Regions from separate parts of the Homo sapiens genome. Here all the other regions are linked to region 1. The links are chromatin contacts, found by Hi-C or POLR2A ChIA-PET in ENCODE. All regions are on one chromosome and are shown on one strand. Each heading gives the region's core, a stretch centred on a gene start or an enhancer-like site at or near the end of the contact. The rest is flanking DNA. Distances are from core to core; before and after follow the strand shown. Region 1 holds the start of SLC7A5 (solute carrier family 7 member 5). Region 2 has its middle 64 kb from the start of KLHDC4. Region 3 overlaps BANP (BTG3 associated nuclear protein).

Region 1 (3,714 bases), core at 672-3,171:
AGAAAACAGCGCCAACAGGTCCTGCCAGTCAGAAGCCACTCCCCTGATTTCATGGCTCAAGACCCCAACTATAAATTAGCCCTTCCCACCTTGAATGTGTACACACACTATTGAGATGCAGGCCGATCCATGCCATGGGATGAATCTGAGAATTGCCAAGACCCACCTTCCCACGCCACCCAACCAAATCATGTGGCATCTGCTACAAGTGATTTTCCCCCTGAAATCCCACAAGAAAACTATTTTGAGGCCGGGCACGGTGGCTCACGCCTGTAATCCCAGCACTTTGGGAGGCCGAGGCGGGCGGATCACAAGGTCAGGAGATCGAGACCATCCTGGCTAACACGGTGAAACGCCGTCTCTACTAAAAATACAAAAAAAATTACCCGGGCGTAGTGGCGGGCACCTGTAGTCCCAGCTACTCGGGAGGCTGAGCCAGGAGAATGGCATGAACCTGGGAGGCGGGCTTGCGGTGAGCCGAGATCGTGCCACTGTACTCCAGCCTGGGCGACTGAGCGGGACTCAGTGTCAAAAAAAAAAAAAAAAAAGAAAGAAAAAGAAAAAGAAAACTATTTTGAAAAGCAGTTATCTCTGGCCTGGTGAAGAACACACCAGCACCATGCCCACCAAAACAGGAGCCCCATGGCTGTTTCCCAGAGAAACCTGGGACCCGCACGTCCATTCACTGCAACACAGACTGAATCTGCAGCCAAGCTCCGCTCTCTCACTACTGGGAACCCTCAGGGGGGATCCCTTAGCCTAAATCAGCACCAGTCACTACCCGCACACGATGTTATTACTACTGTTTTCTTATGAGTCAGCCCGTGTCACTGATTCCTGACGAGCTGGTGTGGAGAGCAGAAATGAATGATTTTTTTTTTAACTGCAATTTCCTTCTCACCAACCAGTCAGCAATCGGAGCTCTAACAGTAAACCGATTGCTCAGTTACTCCACGTGGGTGCCACGCAAGAGGCTGGGAGTATTGCTCAGCGGGGCCAACGGGAGGGTGGCACTTGCCTAAACCGCTTAAGTGGGGGAATGGAATGCCCACCGAAGGGCAGGGCAGGGACCCTGCTGTCCCGTCACTGAAGATATTCCCAGCCTGTGGGGAGAAGTGTAAAAGAATGAATGAAAGAAACGCACGTGGTTTCTGGGACCAATGACCTTAGCCTAGAACTGCCGGGATGGTCCAGGAACGTAAAGATGTAGAGATGTGGGAGCCAGGGGCGTAGTGATGCAAGGATGCAGGGACCCAGAGACTACGACCTCCCAACCCCCGGCCCGCGCCCCGTACTCACGCACGCAGAGGCAGGCCACGAGCTTGGCTGCCTCCTCGGGCACCGGGCAGGTGGGGAAGAGCGGCTTGAGCAGGTAGGTGGCGAAGACCAGGGCCACGATGTACTGCGATGAAGGCCGGATGATGAGCAGCTCGATCCAGAGCTTGAGGAAGGCGGGCAGCGAGCCGTAGACCTCCAGCATGTAGGCGTAGTCGCCGCCCGATTTGGAGATGGTGGTGCCGAGCTCCGCGTAGCAGAGCGCGCCCACGATGGAGAAGACGCCGCACGCGGCCCACACCACCAGCGCCAGCCCCGGCGAGCCTGCCTCCTTGAGCACGCCCGTGGGCGTCACGAAGATGCCCGAGCCGATAATGGTCCCCACGATGATGGCCACGCCGTTGAGCAGCGTGATGTTCCGCTGCAGGGTCACGCCCTCGCCCTCGCCTGCCGGCGCCGAGCCGTCCGCGCTCTTGGCGGCCAGCATCTTCTCCCGCGCCTCTTCCTTCTCCTCGGCCGCCGGCGCCGCTAGCGCGCGCCGCTTCGGGCCCGCACCCGCCATGCTCTGCGCACCGGCCGGGCCTGGGACACCCGGGAGCCGCGGCCCAGCGAGCAGTGTGCGCGCCGCCCGCCGCCCGCAGCTGCGTCAGGAACCCCGCCCGCGCCGCCTTTTAGGCCCCGGCCCGCCGGCCCCGCCCACCGTCCGCGGCTCCTCCCCGCCCCGTGGCCCGGCCCCGTCCCTCAGCCCCGCCCCCTCGGCCCAGCTCGGAGCACGTGCGTCGTCCGGCCCAGCCTGGCGGGCTATTCCCAGGCCCGCGTGGTCCTCGAAGGCCCCAGTCCTCCTGCGCCATGGAGACCCCGGCCTCGCGACCTCCCCCCTCCCGGCGCCCGCGTCATCCCAGCCCGTCCTCCCGGATGCGCCTGGGCGGGGCCTGGCAGTCAGGGCGCGCCCCTTCACCCACTGGCCCGCAGCCTCTCGTCAAGCCTGGGAGCGGGCAGTGCACCAGGGCTGGCCTGAGGCCAAGGATGGAGTTTGGGGTACCCCCCGAAGGGAACCTAGGCTCCTGTCCCGGATGGGCCGAGGGGATGGAACCGCCCCCACAACCAGCTCCTGGGGCACGGGGGAGGGATGAGAGGATGACCTGAGGGGAAGCTCCTGCAGCCTCCTTCCAGCCTGGGGGCTGCATCAGTGGGGCTGGTGAGCCGCGAACTGGGACGAGGGAAGAACCGAACCGAGGCCACCCAGTAATTCCCATTGTATCCCAAAAGAATCTTGCCAAAGACGGCGATCCGGTGCCCGTAGCTTTGAGAAGCAGTAATAACACAGGCTTTGGGAAGCCAGCAATCTGCCTGAGCTCAATTTAATCAACAGAACCGGGGGTTCGCTGGGAGCCATAAGACCCCCACCCCCAAATCTACCTGGGGAATTCAAAGGCAGGCTTCAGTGTGAAGGGGCTTTAAAGCTTGTTATTCCTAGGGAATGCGAGAGGCATCTTAGCTAAAAAGGGTTGAGAGGTAATTTCAGTTAGAGGCGAGAGCAGGATGCCAAGGCTCCTAGGCCTGGAAATGGGAAGGAATATAAATACTGCCCCGAGATTGACCAGACTGGTGAGCGGCCAAAGACCTGTTCAAAGGGTGTGTGTGGGTCAGGGAGGAAGCTCCTCAGTATCACCCCACCCCGGGGTTCCTTGGCGTGTGTGCAAACGAGTCCTTGGAAGCTCACAGCAGGCATGTGGGGAGGCCTTTGTTCTGGGTGAGCGTTCAGCCTCCCAGGGCAAACACGCAAACACCGGTTGCAGAGCTGGGTGTTCACAGCAAGACAGTCTGCTGGGCAGATGCCTCTGGAATCCACAGAATTCTGAACAATAGCCGTGGTGGAGGGGGGTCAGAATCCCTGTCGTGCTGGGACCTCTAGCTGCAGCCAGGAATGTCCAGGCCCCACCCCAGGGAGGGGGCGGCTGAGGAATGCCAGGGCTTGTCATTCTGGACCTTGCTCGCCCCCCGGTATGTCGGGCATTCCTCTGCGGTGATAAAACCGAGCGAAATCTCAGCAGCCCAGGCAGCCACAGGCGGGGGAGTGCGGAGGTCACACAGATACTAACTTGTAATCTGCCGTCCACATTGCTGGCTGTGGAAGGTGCAGAGACCCCTCCATCTGCCCTATTCTTCCCGCTGTGCCTGCAGAGGGAAGGAGACAGTACCACCATGGCTGGGCAAACTCACCGAGTGCTCACTGAGTCCTCCCCTAGACAGCTTCTTATGCAATAGGGTAGGTGCCAGTTAGAGCCATTTTGCAAATAAGGAAGCTGAGGCTTGGTAGGGTTACCTCGCTTGTCCGGCCAGCAAGTAGCCTGGGAGCTGTCCTTTTGACTCTGAACTTATATGGTACTTTTAATCATTCCACCATTCTTCTTTGAGTAACAAGAAAGGCAACCAACA
Region 2 (3,714 bases), core at 684-3,183, 170 kb before region 1:
GAGGGTAGAAGGAAGAGGGTGGAGGGAGGAGAGAAGAGGTGGAGGGAGGAAACAGGGTGGAGGGAGGAGGGAGAACGCTGGAGGGCAGAGGGAGGAGGGCAGAGGGCGGAGGGAGGAGGTTGGAGGGCGGAGGGAGGAGGTTGGAGGGCGGAGGGAGGAGGTTGGAGGGCGGAGGGGAGGAGGATGCAGGGCAGAGGGAGGAGATTGGAGGGCGGAGGGAGGAGGTTGGAGGGCAGAGGGGAGGAGGTTGCAGGGCAGAGGGAGGAGGTTGGAGGGCGGAGGGAGGAGGTTGGAGGGTGGAGGGAGGAGGTTGGAGGGCGGAGGGAGGAAGCTGGAGGGCGGAAGGAGTCAGTCAACTCAGGCACCTGGTTGGCTTCTCTCGCGCCCAGGCCGCGTGTCAGGTGAGGCAGTCGGTACGCAGAAACTGAGGAAGCGACTGTCCCCAGGTGCCAAGGAGGTTGCTGGCTCAGCCTTCAAAACAAGCAAGGAAGAGTGCAGCTGCATTTGTTGAAAAAAAGCCAGGCTGTATTTTCACCATGTGCCCCCTGCCTTGAAAATGAACTACGGAATGCACAGCGCGTGGGGGGTGGGTGCTGGAAAGGGACAGAACAAGGGTCCGTGGCAACCACAAAGCACCTGCAGGCCAGCGCTTCCCGATGAGCAGAGGCGGGGGCTGGCACCTGGCGCTGGCTGCAGACGGGAAGTCAACGCCACCAAAGCAGAGGACCTCAGCCACCCAGGTTAGCAAGAGGGTAGCAGGGCGCTCAGGAACAGGTGAAGCCATACTGTGGAGAGAAGCTGAATGCTCCTCCCAAGCTTCAGCCCACCCATTAGGAACAAATGCTCTTTAAGTCTGTTTCTTCATGAAACCCAAAGTGGAAGTGCCTGAGCTGTGAATGCGGCCACAGCGTTCATGCCAGCTTGTTCCCAAGCCTAGGAGAAGCAAGCAGCCCCGTGACGGGCACAGGCCACAGTGTGGGCGTGAGCTCACCCCATGTGTAGCCGGGTGCTGGGCCCAGGCCGCTGGGTTTCTGGGGTCGGCAGAGTGGGCCAGGCAACAACCTCACATGCCTACCTCACTGCCACTCGTCCGCCTCGTCCACTCCTGGCATTTGGGATAAACATCCTGTCTCAGACACACCCTTCTCGTGCGCCCATGCCACCTGCTCAGGCCTATGCCGCCCGCCCGTCCTCCCAAGCGTGCACACCCGTCCGCCATCCTTCTCCCGTCTGTGCCCCATGGGACAGAGGCCTCCAGCTGCACCACCACTGCTCGTTAACAGCTGCCATCCACACCGAGGAAGCCTCTTCGAGCCCAGGGAGTGGAGGATGGGGCTCTGCTGTGCACGTGCTCCCTCGGGCCCTCCCAGCAGTGGTAGATGGGGCTCTGCTCTGTCCTTCTTGGTCATCTTCCTGGGCCTGCAACAAAGCTCAGCCCAGCAGCCAGGCAGCTCCTTACAGAGGCTAACGCCGGGTCTGGTCCCTGGTGACCCCAGGCTGCTGTGAGAACTTGTGACCCCCGAGATCAGAACAGCCTTCGGGTCCCAGAGCTTCCCGCATGATCGTGTGTGGAACAGACCGGGAGATTCCAGCAGATATGGGTTCAACGTTGACCACCAACCTTGACAACCCAAGGGCTGCCTCCCCTGACCATGACAGCCAACTCCTCCTCCACAGTGGCTCTGCCAGGCGCCGAGTCCATAAAGGGCAGCCACTGTTTGGCAAGGAGGGCCGGTCTGCCGGGGGCTCCCAGGCCCTGGGGTCAGGCTGAGAGAGGAAGATGGGTGTGAGGGTGCAGGGGCAGGGGGGCGGGCCCTGCAGGGCAGTGCCTGGCCCGTCCTGCACCCCCAGCCTGGGAACCCCCGGCTTTCTCGCTTGGGCCTCTGGGGAGCCCGCGTCCCCAAATGTAGCCACATCAGAGCACACTTCTCCGGCAGCAACTTCCCAGGCATGTCCGTGGCCTCCTCGGGGGCAGGCGCCCCCTCCTGGACGCTGAGCTGACCTCTCTAGCAGGACTCTGCTCATCTGCACCATTTGCCATTTCCACAGAAACCCTGTCCCCAGAGCCCGGCGGAGAAAAAAACCACAGGGGCCTCTCTGCTCAGGGGAGCCACGCGGAAGAGGCACCCTCGCTCCAGCTGCCAAAGCAACTGAGCCTGCTGCAAACATCTCTGTGAACTCGGACAGGAAACAGTGTTAACCTGTGTTTCCTTCCAAGTCGGCCCTGGCGCATGTGAACTGCTTGCTAATACTGTGTACAATCACGCCGTGCAATGACAGAGAGAACTTTTCTTATTGATGAAGTGGTTTAAAAAGTTACCCTGAGCCTTTTTTCTTTGCTTTTAAGCTGGAAAGATAGCTTGATTACTTATGAAATGAAAAAAAGTTTTCCTAAATGAATGTAACAGTTTAAATCATACTGTTACGAAAACAACACTGTCAAGATTAAAAAGAAATTCTGCTCCTTTTAGTAATAAACAATGTCGTGTGACACTTTGGAACGCTTCTCTCGTTACAAACCAGCGTCTTTACTGAAGGTCCTTCCGCTGCAGAGCTGCGCAATGGATGTGTGGACAGAGCTAGTCGGCACGTGGAGGCTCTCCTGGTTTTCGAGCAGGAAACGTGCTGTGAGCAGGAATCGCGAGTGAGTTCCATGGCGTCCCCGGGTCAGCGCGCGTGCAGGAATCGCGAGTGAGTTCCATGGCGTCCCCGGGTCAGCGCGCGTGGGGTCCTGTCTCGCTGGCTCACCACTGGTGGCCAGGGCATGTCTCCCCCAGCCCTGAGTCTCCGCAGTGGTGACCAGGGCATGTCTCCCCCAGCCCTGAGTCTCCCGGCAGTGGAGGCAGCGTGGGCACAGGGTTTGTCACAGCCTGTAAGTGAATGGAGGACACAAAAATAACCAGAGAGGCAGGCTCTGCCCTCCGGGAGTGCACAGGCGGTTTTTAAAATGTGTGCGTTCATGTAATTAAACGTCTCCGTTTGTTTCTCAGGGAGTGGTTACTCAATTTCTTCCCAGCCAGAGCTTTGTAAACCTGCGCTTCTCACCCCTCAGTGAAGCCTGAGTCCAGCCTCTAAAGGTGGGTCCCCTGGGTGGGCTGCAGCCAGTGGGGGCTTGGAAGGGCTCTGAAGGTTGAGACAAGGAAAACGGGCGTGAGCTGGACTCAGGGAAGCCGGGTCACCGTGGTACCTGCACTGTGGCCCTTGGCCATGACAGTGTGTCAGCTTCCGGCAGGGACTGCTTGTGTGCCTCGGGACACCAGTGACCAGGTGTGGCCAGGCCCCAGATGGCATTGCTGCAGCTCTCTCGTGAAAGAGTAATGGAGGTGACTGCAACCTGCGCCGGGAGCCATCTGGGCTATGAAAACGAGACTGGCCTCCAGCGCCCCCGGCCTCCACACAACACTCTTACACTGCCCAGGAGAGCAGCGGTCACTAGCAAGTTCCTTCCATGCACAAAGGCAGGCAGGCTGAGGCCGTGATCACAGCTAGAGCTCGGCTCCTTTTCCTTCCGGGCTGGGGAACCACCATCCCCCGCTCCTTCTGGAGGAAGGCTGACTCTTCTCTGATGGAAACCATCAAGCACACGGCGCCGCCACCTCACTCCAACACCCGAGTGCCACGTCCAGCGCGGGGTCTCGCCTCGTCACCTGAACGACACGTGGAAGGAGGCGCCTGTGGAGAGCCCTGGGGAGGGTCCTGAACGTCACGGGGAAG
Region 3 (3,714 bases), core at 414-2,913, 140 kb after region 1:
TCAAAGCAGAACCCTGAGCCCTTTGGTTGTAGCTCACACATGTTCCTGCAGGACCTGGAGGCAGCATGTGTGTCCTTCCATCCCAAGTCCAACGTGATGTTTGCCCCTTTCTTTCCAGGGCGCTACCGTTTTGGAATGATACCAACACTTACGTGGTTACGAACGTTAGATCTGTCCCATAGGAATGAGTTGGGATGGAGTGACTGAAAATGTCAAGCCAGTTCTCATGCAAGTGTGCCACCCTAGAAGCTTTATTAACTGGGTGCGATAACAGCTGGTGCGGTTGCAGTCTATTCTGTCACAAGTTCAGCATCCTCAGCCCAGCTGTCCTGTGCTATCCAGTTGTGCAGACAGATCACCAACAATTAGGAAAAGTTACGTTCTGCTAAAAACCCCATCTCCAGTTTATTCTTCCTTAGCATTTGGGGCTCCTTCCCCCTCAGGACGGGTCCCTGGGAGTGGACTATGTTGAATGACTCTTAGGCCTCCCCCTCAGTGCGGGTCCCTGGGAGTGGACTGTGTTGAATGACTCTTATGTGCTCTTACCATGAATGTTGTTGTTTTAAGGCCTTCTTTTTCTTTGTGATTCTTTTGTTCCCTAGCGTCGTCCCCCAGACTACAGTAATACTCAACAATGATCGGCAGAACGCCATTGTAGCCAAGATGGAAGACCCCTTGAGCAACAGGGCACCGGATTCCCTGGAAAATGTCATTAGCAAGTCAGTAGCACGGCACCAACCCCACCTTTCCCTGCCACTGTGCGGAGTCCCATGAGAATAAGTCAACGTCCCTAAGCCAGGGCACAGTCCAGCACACGCTTCATCTCTGTGGTCACAGGGTTGAGCCTGGCAGGCACCGCCCCAGCTCTCTGAGGTCGGGGAGGGCAGGCTGGGCGATGCTGAATGCTGAGTCCAGCCACACCAGGGGCAGCTGCCGCCGGGGACTTCTGTGTCTCGTGCTGGCCGGGGTTGTGGAGGGGGCTGGCTCTGTCTCCTCACAGCAGTCTGTGAAAGCGTTCATCCTCCCACCTAGCTCAGTGGTCCTCACGTCTGTCTGTGCAGAGCGTGTCAGGCAAACAGACGCCCTCTCCCACGGTTGCTAAGTGGTGCAGGCATGTTGAGTTTATGACTTTTTTCTTATACCTTTTTCTCTTGAGACATTTTGAATGGAACTTTGGTCAGAGGTGGGAGTGGACAGAAGACACCGTCCCCGCTCTGTGTGAGGGGAAGGCTGTGCAGTGGCCTCTGGCTGGCATCCAAGCCCTGCTGTCCCCAGGAGTGCCCCTGGGGCTGCGTGAACCCCTGAGGATGCTGTTGCTTTTTCTTTCCCATCTGTGTCTTCACAAAGTTCTATTTGCTTTTTCTCTCAGTCTCCTTTGTGGATTCCTCCTCCTCCAGCTTCGTCCCCTTTCTGTATTGTCTTAGCTCAGTTCTCCAGGGCCGCAGCTGTGGTCGCAAGGGTCTGATACGTGGGGTGAAGGGAGAGGAGTTGGTGATGGGCGGTGAGGAGGTGCCAGGGTCAGCTGTGCCTCAGGGGCTTTGCACTGAGGTCAGCCAGGCAGATGGCCAGTGTTGAGATCAGGTTCAGCGTGGACAGCGCTCTAGAGAATCCAGGCCAGAAAGTGCAGAGTGCAGCGCCCTCCTCTGGGTGCGGCCAGTGTTTTCAACACCCTTTTTTTTGACTTTGCATATAGAGAAATTGTGCTCCTTTCTCCTGCTGGTGCGTAGCAGTCCACGGTAGAGGATGTTGAAAGGGTCACTAAAAAAGGGAAGTAGTAAGTCTCTAAATCATCCTTTTTTTTGAGCACTTGTGGAGGTGGCCTCGCCCTGCTTTGCTAGCAGTGTTCTGTCCTTCCACATCAGCAGCCCTTGGGATGATGGCAGCTCCGATGGGATCTCAGTGGGTTTTTTAAGCCCCGTCAGGGTTTTTTGCCCGTGGGCGTACGTGGGAGTGCTGCTCGCATTGCGAGGGGGAGCCATCTCCAGCGAGCCCAGCAGCGTGGATCGAATTGACCCAGGCCTCTGGGCACAGTTTTCCTCATTTAGTCTTCCCTTTAACCTCGCCGGAAAAAAGACTCTTACCAGCATTTTATGGGATGACTACTGAACTCAGAAGGCAGCATGCTAGGCCTGAGTCCCAGTGAGTATGATTTTACTCCTTTTGTGATACAAACATTTTCTTTAAATGGTTAAGTTTTATTTTATACAGTTTCTTTCAGCCCCAGGCCATTTTCTCCCATGGAGTTTCTATTAATCTTGGTAGAGAGAGCAGTATGGGAAGGCTGTGTGATCCACTGGTCCACACAGAGTTAGATTTTGCGATAAGGAAAGCGCTGACCTTCGCGTGCTGCTTGCGGCTCTTACCACATCGGGCTGGTGTGTTTTTTTTCCCGTTTAGCGCTGTGCCTGGGCGTCGGCAGAACACCATTGTGGTGAAGGTGCCGGGCCAAGAAGACAGCCACCACGAGGACGGGGAGAGCGGCTCGGAGGCCAGCGACTCTGTGTCCAGCTGTGGGCAGGCGGGCAGTCAGAGCATCGGGAGCAACGTCACGCTCATCACCCTGAACTCGGAAGGTGCGTCCAGGGCGGCTTTCCTCGGCCAGAGCGCCAGTACAATTGTTTGTTTGTTTTGCCTTTTAGAAATTTTGTTGTTTTTTAAAGAAGTGATACAGTGGCCAGGCGCGGTGGCTCACGCCTGTAATCCCAGCACTTTGGGAGGCTGAGGCGGGCGGATCACCTGAAGTCGGGAGTTCGAGACCAGCCTGGCCAACATGGAGAAACCCTGTCTCTACTGAAAATACAAAATTAGCCGGGTGTGGTGGCAGGTGCCTGTAATCCCAGCTACTCGGGAGGCTGAGGCAGGAGAATCGCTTGAGCCTGGGAGGTGGAGGTTGCGGTGAACCGAGATCATGCCATTGCATCCAGCCTGGGCAATAGAGGAAACTCCATCTCAAAAAAAAAAAAAAAGTGATACAGTATAGGACAGGCTCAGTGGCTCACACCTGTAATTCCAGCACTTTGGGAGGCTGAGGCGGGTGGATCATGAGGTCAGGAGTTCAAGACCAGCCTGGCCAAAATGGTGAAACCCCATCTCTACTAAAACTACAAAAATTAGTTGGGCACGGTGACAGGTGCCTGTAATCCCAGCTACTTGGGAGGCTGAGGCGGGAGAATTGCTTGAACCTGGGTGGCAGAGGTTGCAGTGAGCTGAGATCGCACCACTGTACTCTAGCCTGGGCGTCAGAGACTCTGTCTCAAAAAAAAAAAAAAAAAAAAAAAGATAGTGATACAGTATAAACATGAAGATTAAAGGGAAAATAACTGTGATCCCACCATTCTGAGATCTCTAAACCTTTTGGGGTTTTTTGGTGCACATTTTATGATTTTATAACTCACTTCTTTCCCCTACACAGTAGAAATCTTTCCACGTTAGTGCAGATGGACAGAGTCATTTTTAGCCAGTTTTGCTTATTTCATCAGGTCTGGATGCTTTCCAGGGATGGCCCCCTCTAACCTTTCGTTATTGAAACTAGCATTGGCCTGCTGTGTTTTCATGTCTCTTGGATCAGTGTCTGGACGTGGGCTCTCAGAGGCAGGTTGCTGGGCTAGAGGACGCAGCTTCCACGGGTTCCATGGCACAGGATGCATTGCCCATTTCCCCCGAGATCTGGAAGGATGTGAAGCTGTTTGTCCTACTTGGACTCCTAGCGGGGGC

Evidence for each region. A loop is a pair of places that touch in the nucleus more often than their neighbours do. ChIA-PET counts read pairs that join two places held with the same protein, here RNA polymerase II (POLR2A). Pooled maps may share reads with other maps.
Region 2: a loop to region 1 is called in a map of OCI-LY7, with 4 times the contacts of the local background. The contact joins the enhancer-like site here to the promoter of SLC7A5 in region 1. A Hi-C loop is called at or near these places in 1 of 168 maps with a recorded cell type or tissue (OCI-LY7), 19 of 37 single-sample maps with no recorded cell type and 11 of 50 pooled maps. POLR2A ChIA-PET finds 5 or more read pairs at or near these places in 10 of 52 experiments (AG04450, BJ, Caco-2 and 7 more).
Region 3: a loop to region 1 is called in a pooled map, with 2.9 times the contacts of the local background. The contact joins the enhancer-like site here to the promoter of SLC7A5 in region 1. A Hi-C loop is called at or near these places in 2 of 50 pooled maps.

The regions. Positions count from the first base shown.
Region 1 is chr16:87,867,586-87,871,299 of GRCh38, forward strand. It overlaps SLC7A5 (solute carrier family 7 member 5), which reads right to left and starts at 1,922. Exons shown (of 10, transcript NM_003486.7): 1 at 1,300-1,922. The coding sequence starts at 1,837. RefSeq lists a silencer at 1,886-2,235 and enhancers at 2,476-3,235, 2,680-3,714, 3,236-3,714.
Region 2 is chr16:87,700,563-87,704,276 of GRCh38, forward strand. It overlaps a transcript of KLHDC4 not described here. Among named protein-coding and RNA genes, the nearest start is that of KLHDC4, 64 kb to the right of the region's middle. RefSeq lists enhancers at 1,149-1,198, 1,929-2,178, 2,214-3,413 and a silencer at 1,749-1,808. Within about 2 kb of position 1,934, at least 6 of the 41 ENCODE cell types and tissues checked have a DNase peak (open chromatin) inside an H3K27ac peak, as active enhancers do; they include OCI-LY7, where a contact is called at or near this core.
Region 3 is chr16:88,003,693-88,007,406 of GRCh38, forward strand. It overlaps BANP (BTG3 associated nuclear protein), which reads left to right. Exons shown (of 14, transcript NM_001386991.1): 5 at 603-719; 6 at 2,398-2,573. Among named protein-coding and RNA genes, the nearest start is that of BANP, 54 kb to the left of the region's middle. RefSeq lists enhancers at 1,859-2,404, 2,405-2,948. Within about 2 kb of position 1,664, at least 2 of the 41 ENCODE cell types and tissues checked have a DNase peak (open chromatin) inside an H3K27ac peak, as active enhancers do.